Linked DNA regions of Homo sapiens: region 1 is linked to region 2. Evidence: chromatin loops called from intact Hi-C (ENCODE). Cell type or tissue: IMR-90. All regions are shown on one strand. Each heading gives the region's core, and the rest is flanking DNA. Links, peaks and the distances in the headings are about the cores only. Region 1 has its middle 52 kb from the start of TODL. Region 2 has its middle 28 kb from the start of CPM.

What was found. Hi-C counts contacts between places; a loop is a spot of excess contacts. Peaks named below come from ENCODE experiments on the same cell type or tissue, not always from the same donor. Only the 100,000 strongest peaks of a DNase experiment are listed, where the experiment ranks them.
Region 1: a loop joins it to region 2, with 2.5 times the contacts of the local background. A loop is called at or near these places in 6 of 110 quality-filtered maps.

The regions. Positions count from the first base shown.
Region 1 is chr12:69,055,016-69,063,357 of GRCh38, forward strand. No RefSeq gene overlaps it. Among named protein-coding and RNA genes, the nearest start is that of TODL, 52 kb to the left of the region's middle. In IMR-90, for the core only: no CTCF peak of the experiment used is centred there; DNase peaks (open chromatin) are centred at 1,916 and 4,636; H3K27ac peaks cover 737 bases.
Region 2 is chr12:68,956,588-68,964,929 of GRCh38, forward strand. It overlaps a transcript of CPM not described here and the pseudogene PRELID2P1. Among named protein-coding and RNA genes, the nearest start is that of CPM, 28 kb to the left of the region's middle. In IMR-90, for the core only: no CTCF peak of the experiment used is centred there; DNase peaks (open chromatin) are centred at 3,694 and 6,764; H3K27ac peaks cover 1,254 bases.

The DNA of each region.
Region 1 (8,342 bases), core at 227-8,226, 99 kb after region 2:
CATACCTAGGAATGTATGTTTCCTTGGGGTGGCCCTTAGTCAATGAGTGATTGGTGTGGATGTATGAAAGACCAACTGCCTGGCCTCCAGTTGGGACAAGCTCTAAGGCATAATTCATTCTCCTGAGCTGCTCTCCTGCAGGAGCAGGCGGGAGCTGGGACTTTGCCTGATATCGTGCCTTCGCTCAGATCCTTCTCATCCCTGTCCTGCTTCTCAAACTCCCCCCTGCCCCACCCCGGCCTCCTCACAGGCCACTTTCTCTATACATCCCTTGCCCATGAATCCACATCTCAAGGTCTGCTTTGGAAGAACTTAAACTAAGGCTGTGTTGTATGGAAGACAATGGAAGATGGAGCAAGACTTAATCATTGCTCACAAAGACCAAAATCAAATGGAAAGTCCCCTCTATGGACAGTTGACGTTCCTAAGTGGCTCTTTTTGGCTCACAATCAGAAGCATCCAGAGTTCAAAATGCACAGTCCAGATGATGACACACATGAGGACTGAGGCTTTGTAAGTCTCACATTAACACAATATTACATTTGGCCACATCCCCTGGCCTTTTGACTGTTTACATCCTCAGAATTGAGGGGTGTTTGAGAAGGCCTGCCACCAGGAAGAGTGCCGGTCACTGGATTATTGAGTGACATTGGACTCTGCCTACTTTCCCAAAGTGAAAAAGTCTGTTACTGCAGCAAAGGCAGTGCTGAGGAGCGAAATGTATGTGGATGACATTGAATATAATTGACCATCATTTCCTATTTGCCGTCTTCCTATGTCCACAGGCTGGAATACCAATATTGCCCAATCAAAGGGCAACTTCTCTGAAAGAAATAGAGAAAAGAGTAGGATGCAGCTCTATTCCTGGGTGCTCCCTCTCACGTGGTCCTGAGGCACTTAGCACTTTCATAATCACTGTTGTAAGAACCTGCTTCCTTTTCTTAGACTGTGAGATCTCTGAGGACAAAAACCCATCTTGCACGTGACTGTGTTTCCAGAGCCTGGCACAATGCCTGGCACTAAGTAGGTGCTCAATAAATATGTTCTGACTCTACATGGGAGCCCTTTGAACATGAGGCTGGGTCCCTGGAGTCTGATCACATTAGGTTTACCTTCTTAGAACGGATATAGATTAAAGGATTCTGGAGTTGAGGCTGTCCCTGCTATGGGCCACAGTCGTCACATACCAGAGAAATGGCTGCTCCAGTTGCCTCTTGAACCATTTCCAATGTTTCTGCCTGCTAAGTTTTAGTAAGAAGTGCTCCTCCTGGAGACCCTGAAGGAGGCACAGTTTCCTCAGACCTAGGAAATCTTGGAGGAAGGCTCATTAGAGTTCCCTAGCTTAAAAAAGAAACAAATTTGACATGGTCTGAATTCATTGTTCTGGAAATTACAAGACTTATTTTAATAGAAGCAAGTCCCTGGTCCAGGAGAATGGAGACCAGACTCTGGAAGGGAAGAGAGTTCTGGAAGGTTGTCTCTGCCTTGGATTCATCTTTGCAGTCTTACCACCTGAACATTAGTTGTAGTGAATGTCACTTGTGTTGGGTGCCTCTGAGAGCCAGATTGTTCTTCCTCCGAATGCCCTGTGATTGAGCCACTGGACTGTGAGGTCCACCAGTAGGACCTGTTTCTTTCTCCAGTACCCAAGGAAGAGTTACAGAATCCTGATGGGGGCCATCAATAAAATCACAATTTTCCATCAGGATCAAATACTTGGGAAGTGATGCCAAGGGCAAAATAAGAAAACTAGAGCTGAATGTTTTTATTTATTTTTCAAGCTAAATATCTGTGAGAGGTTTGTAAAAACATTTACTATTTTTAATATTCTCATACCTTAAAAGTTGAAGCCATCTTTGGCTGCCACAGGGTAATTAGAAGCAGTCTGCTTCCTCCCTGTCCAGTTTCCCAGACGTTGGGAGAGTGGAATGTTGGCTGAAGAAGGGAAGATTGTGCAATGCTTTTTATTTTTTATTTATTGCTAAAGAATTGATACATTGTTTAATAAGTTCTTTAAGAAAATTCTATTCTCTGATTTACCTTCCAAATGGCTTGAGTGGTGATGGAAGATTTAAGTCATTTTGTGTTTTTTAGCATTGCAGTCCATATCAAATTCCATACCTTCCTTAGTATACTTATTATTTGCCCAGTAACATATAGAGTAAGATCCATATTCCCAAGTCAAATTCTGAAGAAAGGTCTACTTTTAGATTTATTTTTAGTTTTTTAGTTTGTTTATACTTGACACCAAAACCACAAAATATTTGTATGAGCCAACGCTCAAAAGAGTGCTTCCATAAGCTTGTTACTAGAAGTTGCTTTTGGTCCTAAATTGCCAAGGAGGCAAGACTCCAAACATAGGTTTCCTGTTGGGGTCCTTGGGCAATATTACTTTCTGCCAAATGCCCTTTTTGGGGATTAACTTTTTTTAAAGCAACAAGTTAGAAAATAGTGAGTGTATTTTAAAACAGCTGCAAATATATGAGTTAACAGAGTTAGAAATGAGGTTGTCAGTTACCACAATTCATCAGTTCTTCATCCAATAAATATTTATTAAGTATCTATCATCTTCCAGGAACTACATGTTGGTTTAAGCCAAATTTAACTTTAAGATAAATTGAAGTTTACTATTGCCTTCCAAATAGTAAATGTTACAGAAACAGGAACAAACACTAGGTTTTAAGATAATCACAATAATTTTATTCCAATAGTTTTCAAGGTGACTGGTTCTGTTAAGGGGAAAAAAAAACCTTTTGATAAAGAAGTAGACCAGGCACAGTGGCTCACGCCTGTAATCCCAGCACGTTAGGGGGCTGGGGCAGGAGGATCATTTGAGCCCAGGCAAAACAGGGAGACCTCATGTCTACTAAAAATTAAAAAAAAAAAATTGGCCAAGTGTGGTGGTCTGAGCCTGTACTTCCAGCTACTCTGGCAGCTGAGGCAGGAGGATGGCTTGAGCCAAGGAGATGGAAGCTGCAGTGAGCAGTAATTGCATCACTGCACTCCAGCCTAAGTGACAGAGCAAGACCCTGTCCGAAAATTAAAAAAAAAAAAAGAATTAGGCAAAGTCAAGGCTATCATTTTAATATCTACATTCCTAAGCTTTTCTCCTCAATAATCATTTGAAGTAGACAAAAGACGAAAATAAGAAAGTAAGAAGATCTGATAACTCCATAGGAAATTTTACCCAACAGAATACTTTCTGACAGCAAATTAAAATTCTAAAGCCATAGAGCATCTACATAATGGTGGCCATCTTAGGACGGTGAGTATCAGTATCAATCACTTTATATTGTTGGAAACATGCACATCATACATTCAGGCATTTAATTTTTTGATAAAGACTTAATGTCTACAAAAATGCACATTAATTCATTTTAAAAATGATTATTTTATTTCTAATTGACACATAATACCTGTACATATTTATGGGGTAGAATGTCATGTTTTGATACATATATTATACATTGTGTAATGATCAAATCAGGATAATGAGCATAGACATCACCTCAAACACTTTTTATTCCTTTGTGGTAAGAACATTCAAAATTCTCTCTTCTAGCAACTTGGAAGTATACAATACGCTATTGTTGACTATAGTCACCCTACTGTACCCTGGAACACCAGCAGTATCCATCCAATGGACCTGTACCTTTGTACCTGTTGACAGCCTGTCCCCATCCCCCTCTCCTCCTTACTCTCCCCAGCCTCTGATAACCACCATTCTACTATCTACTTCTATGAGATCCATTTTTTTATATTCCACCTATGAGTGAGATCATGCAGTATTTGTCCTTATGTGTGGAGAAAGGGGAATTCTTATACACTGTTGGTGGAAAAGTAAATTAGTACAGCCATTATGGAAAACAGTATGGAGTTTCCAAGAATTAAAAATAGAAGTACCACGTGATTCAGCAATACCACTGCTGGGTATATATACAAAGGAAATGAAATCAGTATGTCAAAGCGATATCTGTACTCTCATATTTATTACAGCACTATTCACAATAGCCAAGATATGGAATCAACCTAAGTGTTCATCAACAAATGAATGGATTTTTTAAATGTGTTATATACATATGATGGAATACTATTTGGTCATAAAAAACAAAGTCCTGTCGTTTGTGAGAATATGGATAAATCTGGAGGACAATGTGTTAAGTGAAACAAGTCAGGCACAGGACAAATATTGCACTGGTTCTTGACTTGTCTCCCTCTGTGTAGTAATTCAGAGTCTATGGTAAAATGAATAAATGCTTTTTTCCCCCCTAAAAGATCCACTAAGCATCACATGTATACACTCTTGTCATCTCATTCAGGAATATCAAGTTAACCTAATCTTTTGCTTTCAGCTTGCTTTTTGGAAGCACTGATTAAATCATTTACACTAGGTATAAAATAAAAATTTACATAAAAACATTGAAATATGTAATTTGTCAATGAAATATCGAGTAGTGGCATTTAAAGCACTCTGTTTGCTGCTGGATTTGGTAAAGGTGAATAGGATACTGAGTCTGCCTTCTAGAAGCTTGTAATCAGTGGGGCTGACAAACTCAGACAAGAACAATTCAATGTGTGCTAAGGAGGTTTGCACAGAGGAAAGAGAATTAACCCTGCCTGGGATGGAAGGAAGGGTGAGTCAGGGAAGTTGATACTTAAGAGGTGACTTCTGAGTTTGAGTTGATTCTGGGAAGTTGAGTAAGTGTGAGTCAGAAGGATTAGATGAGAGAAGAAGATAAAGAGGAAACTCAAGAAGCTATAATAGAAAAGATAGGCCGGGCACGGTGGCCCACACCTGTAATCCCAACTCTTTGGGAGGCGGAGGCAGATGGATCACTTGAAGTCAGGAGTTTGAGACCAGCCCGGGCAACATGGTGAAACACCACCTCTACTAAAAATACAAAAATTAGCCAGGCCTGGTGGTGCCTGCCTATAGCCCCAGTTACTTGGGAGGCTGAGGAAGGAGGATTGCTTGAGCCCTTGAAGCAGAGGTTGTAGTGAGCTAAGAGCATGCCACTGCACTCCACCAGCCTGGGTGATGTGAGTGAAACCCTGTCTCAATAAATAAATAAATAAATACAAAGATAGACATGTGTTTATATAATATTAAAAACTCATATCATGCCAGGCACAGTGGCTCACACCTGTAACCCCAGCTTTGGGAGGCTGAGGTGGGACGATCACTTGAGTCCAGGAATTCCACACCAGCCTGGGCAACATAGCAAGACCCCGTGTCTAGAAAAAGCTTAAAAATTAGCTAGGCTTGGTGGCGTGTGCCTGCGGTCCCAGCTACTCAGGAGGCTGAGATGGGAGGATCACTTGAGCCCAGGAGGTAGAGGTGTAGTGAGCTGAGATTGAGCCACTGCACTCCAGCCTGAGTGACAGAGGGAGACCCTCTCTCAGAACAAAGCAAAACAAACAAAACTCACAAAACCCCAAAAACCTCATATCATACAAGAAGTTTTGGACAGAACAGGTACAAGGTACAATATTGTTGATACTAGAATTTACTTACCTGGAAAAAATATTTTAATTCAAATAATGCTGAAAAATTAGTATCAACATCATTTTATACAAAGATTTATTTTAAATTGGCTAGAAGTACATACAGTCTGGGTGCGATGGCTCACGCCTGCAATCCCAACACTTTGGAAGGCCCAGGCAGGCGGATTGCTTGAGGTCAGGAGTTCGAGACCAGCCTGGTCAACATGGTGAAACCTCATCTCTACTAAAAATACAAAAATTAGCTGAGCATGGTGGCAAGCACCTGTAATCCCAGCTACTCGTGAGGCTGAGGCAGGAGAATCGCTTGAACCTGGGAGGCGGAAGTTGCAGTGAGCTAAGATTGCACCACTATACTTCAGCCTGGACAACAGACAGGGCAACACTCATTTAAAAAAAAAAAAAAAAGTACATATAATATGATCTCATCTTTGTAAAAAAAAAGAATGGCATGCACCTGTATAAAATGTATGTGTGAAAATGCATTTGTGTGTTTACATATTTATTTAAATAGCATTAGATGAGCATTGGTAAAACTATGGAAGAAACAGTCATGTAAACAACATGGTTTCCTTTGGAGAGCGGCTCATGTGAGAAGAAGGGGAAGAAAGAAGAAAGGGTGAGCTAAGAAAAAAAGGGAAAAATATAGCTTAAAAGGTGTGATTACATCTATGCATGTATACATATGCATACATGTGTACAATATAGGTATATGTATATACAGAGTGTTGGGGGGGGAGAGAAAAAAGACAGAATGGTTTATAAGAAAAGAAAATGACATACAAACTGAGGGGCATTCGGGGCAGATTGGATACCTTGTGTGAAACCACCAGCACATTTAAAAGATTGCAGAGAGTCACTGCATAGGGTGTGGGTGAGACCTGCCTTTTCACTTCTTCAGTATCTGATAGTCCTATCAGCTATCACTGATAAATGTAGGTGGGGTGGGTGATTTTTCCTTTTAAGCCGGCTGATGTTTCTTTCTTACAGGAATTTATAACCCATATCTTGGCCTTGTCATTGGCAAAGAGGAAGATTTCTTTCCAAAGAGGAAGATGTTAATCTTCAGGCCTAGATTTTCTGGTTCATTATATCATATGACATCAATAGCAAGGGAATCAGAGAGCACAGGCCTCTGGATCAGCATCTGAACCAGCAGGATGGAGCACTGGTACACATCTGGCCTTGCCTCAGACCCACTGGAATCAGCTCACCTTACCTCTTCACTCTCAAGAGTCCCATTTGCAAAAGAGAGCTTACACTGTGTGCCTTGGAGGAATGGCAAGCAAGCACATGACAAATTCTCATAAACAACCTTGATATAAACATGCCAGCTACAGAAGGCATGGTTCTGTTCCCTGCTGCCCTTAAGCTTCCAAGTAAAAGTATTTCTTTTGTCTACTCGAATAATGGAAATACTTTTCATAGGTGTATACATATGTTTACTAAATCAATTCTATGTATTGTCTTCTGCATGTCATACCTGCTGCTGTCACAGTTATAATTAAGTGTTACTGCAATTCAAATGTAGAGTAACCACTGTCAGCCTGAAAACTGGGCTGAGAGGTAGGGAAAGGGATTGAGCCACTCTGAGCCACACTGATTTCATAGGTTTTAAGCATGGGTGAGAGAACCAAAAACCATAGCCAGATGAAGGCAGAAGAGAAATGGTGTTAAATAGATAAAATTGGACAAAGAAGAAAAGGGAATAGGGATTAGGAAGGAAAGATATGGACAAAGGTAGGAAGATAATCCAGGAGCCACTACAATAACTGAAAGGGACCCTTTCCAGTCATGTCTGTCTATTTTGCTGTGAATGAAAAATAAAGGGCCTGTGAGGCAAGATCTCAGCCAGGATCACAGAGGGAGTCAGGAGCCCACAGGTGTAATGCTGTTGAGCTTGATCCCTAAGCCAAGCTGCGCTTTCGGCTTTGCCATGTACTAGTTGTAAATTATTTAACTTCTTGTGCCTCTATTACTTCATCTGTATAATGGAGATAAAAATGTCAACAATAATATCTACAAGAGCAGGCTATTACAAAGATAAAGTGAATAAATTGGCATAAAGTGTTTATGACACTGCTAGCACAGAGTAGGTACTGTATATGTGCTAGTCCCTATTATTTCCTGTTTTCAGAAGGTAGAAGTAAGCACTTTCTACTAGGATCTGTGAATCCTTTTCCCTGAAGGCAGACAAAATATTTAAATATTTGGAACAAAGAGAATTAAAAAAAGAAACATGCAATGTTTGCAGAATTCTTGTGAGAAGTTCCTTCTCAACCAAAAAGTTTGCTTGCATGTTGTTTAATGTTTTCATTAGAAAACAGTGTCTTAAATGAGGAAGGACAATTGGTATTGAGTCTGTAATAAAAGAGGAAAGGGACTGTGACTAGAGGCCGCCTTGGTCTACCATTTCTGACCAAGGCGAGGTAACCAAAGGGCCCAGAAACTGTCACCCCACTGAGCTTGGCTGTGATTTGTGGACAAAACCCTCTTTATCCTTCTTTTTGTCCAAACTGAACTGAGTCAGTTCAGAAATCCTGGACTTCTCAGATGTTCAGCGTTATGTCACTTTGGCAGAGAGCAGAGGGGATGTCTGAATGCTGCTTAGCTCTGTCTTAAGTAGGAAATAAAGGGACAAGGAAAACCCTTTGACTGGGTTCTCTCTTCTTATCTGAAACTTGTGTCTCCTGCAACCTAAGTTTTCTACCTTCTTGTGATTTAAGTAACCAAAGTGAGGCCTAGATGGCACAAGGGAATGATTTCCAAAGTTTGGCCAACCTAAAACAGGGCCCAACTCAGAAAGGTAGAATTGAACATTAAAACATCTTTCTGGAGTT
Region 2 (8,342 bases), core at 30-8,029:
AATCATCACAACCCATTGGCCGAAGGACCTGTGCTTGATTATCCCCATTTGCCCAGTAAAAAACAGACAGGTTAATGATTTGCTCCACACATAGAACAAGTTATCAGGAGCCAAGGTTAGAACCTTCCTTCCCACTCTTCCGTGTTTTTTCAGAGCACCAAATCACAGTTCACATGTTACGTTGTAAAAGCTCTATTAATGGCAGTTCCATTTTACTTATGGATAGACATAAAATGTGATTTCTGAGAATCTTAAACATTGCGATAAATATGGCTTAGCTTCAACACAGGTCTGGTAAATTCCTGTTTGTTCCAGTTCACCTATGAATCAGGTACTGTTTCTACCCCTTTATTGGTTCCAGAATCCTCTCACAAGTCCTATGAACAATGGTGCTAATAACATAAGGGCACAAACACCCTCCTCGGCCTTTATCCTGTCTTTGGCTGCCCTGACGCCATCACCAGACAATCAGCAGACCACCCCGAGGAAGGGTAGACATCATCTTATCTGGGTTTTATTCCTTTATTTGTAAAATCGTAGAGATTGTATCATAAAAATCCAGCAAGAAGGTCTCATGTCCTTGAATCCCACTATTCAAAGCAGGTTCCCAGAGGAGAGCATCATTTTGTGTCCTGGCAAGAAGGTCTCTTCTTGAAGCTGCTGACATGGTATCCTCAAACCTGTATTCCAGAAATGGTGTCTGTGATGTGCTGTGACCAAGCAGTGATTCTCAGAAAAAAAAAAAAAAAGTGGTCATGGACACAGCTCTCTGGTGATTCTTTATTCAGCTAAGGGGGCACCATACTGTTCCTTTAGTAGCATCTCCATGATTCAAATTCCCTTCTGAGCTCCCTGTCTTAAGAATGTGCTGGCAAAAGTTTCCAAAATGCAGTTGAGAAATACAGCTCCAGTGACTGAAATCTTGCCTTTTTCAATGAGTTCTGTCCAATTTGGATTTTCCACACTTTCCCAGAAGACTGACTTTTCCTTCCAAAATGCATACTGTGTCCACATAAGGCAAAGACTCCATATAATCATGTTTCTTTCTTGAGGATTGAGCCATGACTCCTCTTTTAATTGGATGTTAGATACTAAAAAGGGGATTATTATTATTATTATTATACTTTAAGTTCTAGGGTACATGTGCACAATGTGCAGGTTTGTTACATAGGTATATATGTGCCATGTTGGTTTGCTGCACCCATCAACTCATCATTTACATTAGGTATTTCTCCTAATGCTGTCCCTCCCCCAGCCACCCACCCCCTGACAGGCCCCAGTGTGTGATGTTCCCCGCCCTGTGTCCAAGTGTTCTCATTGTTCAGTTCCCACCTATGAGTGAGAACATGTGGTGTTTGGTTTTCTGTCCTTGTGATAGTTTGCTGAGAATGATAGTTTCCAGCTTCATCCATGTCCCTGCAAAGGACAAAAACTCATCCTTTTTTATGGCTGCAAAGTATTCCATGGTATACATGTGCCACATTTTCTTAATCCAGTCTATTATTGATGGACATTTGGGTTGGTTCCAAGTCTTTGCTATTGTGAATAGTGCCGCAATAAACATATGTGTGCATGTGTCTTTATAGTAGCATGATTTATAATCCTTTGGATATATACCCAGTAATGGGATGGCTGGGTCAAATGGTACTTCTAGTTCTAGATCCTTGAGGAATTGCCACACTGTCTTTCACAATGGTTGAACTAATTTACACTCCCACCAACAGTATAAAAGCATTCCTATTTCTTCACATCCTCTCCAGCTTCTGTTGTTTCCTGACTTAAAAAGGGGATTTTTAAATGCCTTTTTTAATTTTCCCCTCAAACCCCTTCCACTCAGTCCCCTCCACCCCCAGCTTTTCTGTCGCAGGAAATGAAACCACCTTACACTGTTACTCAAACCAAAACCCCAGGAGTCTTTGACTCTCCACCCACCCCAACCAATGCAATACATCAGGAAGTTCTGTTAACTCCATCACCAAGATACCTCCTAATGCTGTTTGTGACACCTCCACTGCTGCCATCTTGGTCCGAGATACCATCGTTTCTCTCCTAATCCCCTCCCTGCTTCCTCTCTGGCACCTGTAGTCTAGTTATAGCTCAAATGCCAGAGGGGTGTTTTAAAACATAATCAGAACATGTTCTTTTCACTCCAGGGGCTTCTAGTCACACTCAGAATCAAACCCAAAGCCTCTTCCTTCCTGGCCTCTGAGACGCTATATGAACTATCCCCGCCTGCCTCTCATCCCTTGGTAACACTATGTTATAGCCACACGTGCCCTGAACACACAGATCTGCCTCTCACCCAAGGGCCTTTGCACAAGCTCTGCCCTGTGCCAGACACATTCTTCTCCTAAGTCGTCCCATGTCTGGTTCCTTCTTATTCGGGTTTCAACTTCAATGCCATCCTCTTTGAGAGACCTTTGACCACTTAGATGTAGCCCCCAGTTCCTGCACCCCAGCTGTCATTTCCTTGCACATCTCTGTCTTATCTTCGTCATACCATTTACTATTATTACATATTTTCTCCTTATTTATACATTCCTGCCACCTCAGAATGTGAATGCCATGAGAATAGGGTCCTGGTCATCCCGTTCAGTGTTGCATCCCAGCACCCACAGCAGTCCCTGGCACAGAGTAAGTCTTCAGGATATGTTTGATGATTAAATGAATGAATGAATATCTTTTAGAAAGAGCCAGTCCTCTCCATAGACTGCAACCTAAATGATGAGACTCAGAAGTGTTTCAAAATCCCCATTGCCTAATAAGACATTTCAACTTTTAGATTAATTCCAGTGGCCACTGCCTTAAAATATCATTGTTATTGTAAAAAAAAAAATTACCTAAAGGAGAACAGAGGTCTTGTACTACGCTGTTAATTCTTCAAAACTTAAGACTGAGTTAGTTTTCAAATCATTTTTATCTTAGAAATCAAAGGCAGTTGGACCAAGGACAAATACATTATAATGAAAGTGTGAAAGAGAGAATATGAAAAGTTGGCTGCATGGGGGCATTGCCCAGTCAAGACAGATGTGGGTGAAACATCATGGGCAAGGAGGGGGTTTTCCCACGAGAGGCCAAAATTGGAGAGAGGGTGAAGAGAGGGTTTGCTGGGTGCTTCTCACATGCTAGCATCGTGTTAGTTGCCTTAGGAATAAGGAAGAAGTGAAGCACAAACTCTGGCCCTCAGAACCTTCTGGGAAACCTGATGCTATGGTAATTTCTGGTGAGGATGATCATGTTTAATAAACAAGGCACAAACATTTCAGCTCTGCTATATCCCCAGGCGTCTCTCCCAAAATCAGTTTACTTCTCTACTTTACAAGAAAAATCGGTTAGCTTCAGGGTTTATAAAACTCACTAAAACATACAAATGTAAAACCAAATGTTACCCTGCTGATTTGAAAGGGATTCTGGCATGACTTCTCAGATAAAGATACAAATACATTCTTTGTTCATTTCCATGAACGGCCTTTTTATGGCTTTTGAGACCTAGTCTAAGTCAGTAAAAGTCAGAATTTGTGTTGCTGATAGGTGTTGGCCTTGTAAAACTGGAAAAAAGGAATCACATTTTCTATAACATATGAATGCACAAGTGATTCATTCTTTGGCTCAGGATGGAAACATTTATTTTTGGCACTCTTGATTCTTCTTTCTTCATTAGCTTCACAGATTTTTCTCAATACGATGTCGACGTTGGATGGGCTTCATTCACAAGGAAACACCAAGATAAATGGGGTGACTAACATCCAACTATTTAAAACTTGTAAATATTTATGAGAAAATTATATCCGTCTTTGTGGGGATTTCTCTCTGAAACGTGGATGTAACTATTGAGGGCTCTAGCTTCCCTTTTAAATGGTGGATTCTAGTGTTAGTATTGCAGTGCTCTACAGCAAAATCAGTATGACCATTGTGTATAAAATAGCTACGCTGAATCTTGAATAAAAGGGATAATGCTTCTTTACTTGTACGACCCTTCCCACTGCTGAGCCTAGAACATCATATTTTGAGATCAGTGACCTAAGTCCTGGACCAGCAAGATAATTCGCAGGGCCCAGTGCAAAAAGGAAATATGGGGCCTTTTGTTAAAATATATATATATTAAAAATGTCAAGATGATAACAGAGAACATCAAACAAGCATGGAGCTCCTCTAAATGTGGCAACCTATGTGACTGTACAGGTCTCAAGCCCAGAAAGCTGACCCTGCACAAGCCCTCATTTGAGACCTTTGCTATGACTTGTTCAGGTGAATTAACGATTCTGCACCTACTTTGTCCTATCTGCAGAACAGGTGAAAAGAGTAACATATTTTCTATTAATCATGATGATTACCTATAACAACTGAGAGTTGATTTTTTAGTATACCAGTCAGGCAGGTAAAAGGCGATGCAACTTAGCATTGGGGACTGTCATCCCCAGTAAAAACTAGGAAATTTGTAAATGTCCACTTACTGGTTGTTACCCAAATAGAATAGACAGGGACAGTGGTCTGAGGATTGAGGTACAAATATCAGAAGGATGAGAAGAGTCATGAGAAAAATAATGAAAATACCTATAGTCTTAAAAAAATTTTTTTTTGAGACAGAGTCTTGCTCTGTCACCCAGGCTGGAGTGCAGTGGTGTGATCTCAGCTCACTGCAACCTCCAGTGAGCTCAAGCGATCCTCCTGCCTTAGCCTCCCAAGTAGCTGGGACTGCAGGCACATGCCCCCATGCCTGGCTAATTTTGTGTTTTTTGTAAAGATGGAGTTTTGCCATGTTGCCCAGGCTGGTCTTGAACTCCTGGGCTCGAGTGGTCCACCTGCCTTGGGTCTCCCAGAGTGCTGGGATTACAGATGCAAGACACAGTGCCCAGCCTAAATTTTTTATTACATATATTTTATTTTAGAGAAGAGGTTTCACCATGTTGCCCAGGTTGACCTTGAACTCCTGGGCTCAAGCAATCTTCCCACCTCAACCTCTGAGTAATCAGGACTACAGGTGTGCAACACTGTGCCTGGCTTATGTATTTTTTATTTTAAAAACAACTGTATAAGTTGAATGAGCCAGGCATGGTGGCTCGCACTTGTAATCCCAGCACTTTGGGAGGCAGAGGCAGGTGGATCACTTGAGGTCAGGAGTTCGAGACCAGCCTGGCCAACAGGGTGAACCCCCATCTCTACTAAATAAACAAACAGACAAACAACAACAAAAAACTCAACAACTGTGTAGGTTGAAAAGCCATCATAAGTCTATTTAAATAAGCAATTAAAAAAATATTTGATTATTTTTAATGTTTAAAGTGTTTCGTGGTCTTTTTAAAATAGGTTTTAAAAAACTGTGGTAATAATGGCCGGGCGTGGTGGCTCATGTCTGTAATCCCAGCACTTTGGGAGGCCAAGGCGGGCGGATCACGAGGTCAGCAGGTCGAGACCATCCTGGCTAACGCGGTGAAACCCTGTCTCCACTGAAAATACAAAAAATTAGCCGGGCACGGTGGTGGGCGCCTGTAGTCTCAGCTACTCAGGAGGCTGAGGCAGGAGAATGGCGTGAACCTGGGAGGCGGAGCTTGCAGTGAGCCAAGATAGCGCCACTGCACTCCAGCCTGGGCGACAGAGCGAGACTCCATCTCAAAAAAAAAAAAAAAAAAACCAAGTGTGATAATACACACATAACACAGAATTTACCATCATAACCATTTTTAAACCTACAGTTCAGTAGTTTTAAGTACATTCACACTGTTGTGTCACTGTTGGGACATGGAAAACAACACCCTAAAATGAAGGCCTCAGAAGCAGCCTGAGAAGCAAAAGGTTTTCTCTGACCTTCTCCTGCTCGCCTCCTGTCTCTCAGTCCCACTCTTCCCCGAGGGCAGCCATAGAAACTAGAATCCCTCTTCCCCACGTGGGTCCTAGAAACCAGAACCCCTTTTCCCGAAAGCCAGCTATAAAACCTAAAAATATTATCAAACTTTTCATCCGCCTTTCTTGTAAACCAAAAATAAAATTCTAAGTACTCCAACCATCTGAACAGACTCCTCCTCTTGGCAAGGGCATCCCAAAGTTAACCTGAAAAACAAGCTCAGGCCATGATGGGAAGGGGGAGCCAGACATGCCTCATTGTACCCTCTTCCTTTTAGAATTGTTGATAGAACAGACTCCTTAAGTCTGATAAGAAACATTTACAATCTGTTCTCTCTGAAGGCTTAACCTGCACGATAAAACCTTCGTCTCCACAATCCTTTATCATAACCCAGACATTCCTTTCTATTGATAATAACTCTTTCAACCAATTGCAAATCAGAAAATCTTTAAATCTCCCTGTGACCTGGAAGTCCCCACTTTGAGTGGTCCCACCTTTCTGGACCAAACCAATGTACATCTTACATGTATTGATTGATGTCTCATGTTTCCCTAAAATGTATAAAACAAAGTCGTGGCCTGACCACCTTAGGCACATAGGCAGGGCCTCTTGAGGCTGTGTCATGGGTGTGTCCTTAACCTTGGCAAAGTAAACTTTCTACATTGATCGGGACCTGTCTCATATACTTTTGGTTTACATTCTGTATAAAAACTGGTCATAAGGAAATGATCGGACCTACCTTGTTTGATTGTAGGTCATAAGACCCCCATTCCAGAAAGGGTCCTGTCCCATACGCAGAAGGAAGAAATGCTGCTCAGAGAGGCCAAGAAGAATCTAGACAGACAGGCCTTGCTGGGTTTCCTCACTCCATCTGTTAAAGTTACATCATACCCTTTTGTCCAGTCATATTTCTAAACAGCTCTACATACTTTTTGAACCTAAGCATAAAAATGTGCACTTTCCTCTGTCTTCATTCTGAAGGTTCCCATGTACACATTAAATGCATTTGTATGTTATTTCTCCTACTAGTCTGCCTTTTGTGAGTTGATTTTTCAGTGAAACTTCATAGGGAGAAGGGGAACTTTTCCCTTGGCCCCTAGATAACTAATCTCCAGAACATTCTCGCCTTGCAAAACTGAACTTCTATGGCTATTACACAACTTCTCATTTCCCCATCCCCCTAGTGCCTGACAACCACCATTCTACTTTCTGTCCCTATAAATTTGACTATTTTAGACACTCCCACCAGTGGAATTTTATAGTATTCATCTTATTGTAACTGGCTTATTTCACTTAGCATAATGTCCACAAGGTTCATGCATAGTATAGCATATGTCAGAATTTCCATCCTTTGAAATGCTAAGTAATAATAGTTCATGGTATGCATATACCACTGTGGGGGAAGAAAAAAATGTTTTCCTTTACCTTCTTAGGTTCAGTATCTGGGGCCCTGCAAATTAGACTGACAAAAGACAGATTAGCAGGAGGAAAGGTTTATCATGTATATATACAGGGGCCTTCCTAGAAAAGTGAAGGGGCAGAGAAGCAGTTAGACCTAAGAGGTGACACAGCATTTTGACAAACAGTGATACATTTGATACATTGCAGAGATTGACAAGACAAAGGAAAAGGGGGATTCCTAATGGTGGTAACTTGTGGGAAGGAAATATATAGGGAAATAAATAGAAGAAAAGGGTGGTTTAGTAAGGTTTGTTATATACATTCCTCTCCAGGTCTTTGGGCTGAAAAGAATCTAGAGTCATCTCCAGTGATGAAGAGTCCCGATGATTAATGAAACCACCTTTGCGAAGATTATGACAGCAAGAGGAGTCTAACATGACCAACTCCATCTTGCTTCTAGCCTCACAGACTGGCTGTCTTCACGCATTCCTGGGCATAGGAAGCTAACCATGGAAGGGATTTAGTTTCTAGTTTAATGTGGAAGCAAGGATGACAATCCCTCCCTAAAACTGATCCCCTCCTTGTTCAGGAGCTGAAACCACCTTTGTAAAACTGATGAAAGACCGCAAGATTAGAACTATGGGAGTGGCCTAAATTCTGCTAAAATATAGTTTCTATAATCCCTTACTACTCAGGAGTCATGTGGCCAGAGGTCACAAGATTTGTGACTTCCCCTATTGCTCCTATAGATAACATTATGATTGTAGAACTTAAGATTGATCTTTTGAGATGTTTTTCAGACTTTTGCATTTTGGCCACTGACCGACGCTACTGACTCATGACTCAGCCGGTCCCATGGCCCCCACCCAGAGGCAGACTCAGTGCATGAGGACCATCTTCCACAACCCTATGATTGTATCCTCAGTCAGTCAGCAACACGTATTCCCTAGTCCCCTACCCACCAAGGTATCCTTAAGAAACCCTAACCTCCAAGCCTTCAGGAAGACTGATTTGAGTAATAACTCCATCTTCCATGTGGCCAGCCTAGTGTTAATTAAACTCTTTCTTTACTGCAATACCACAATCTCAGTAAATTGGA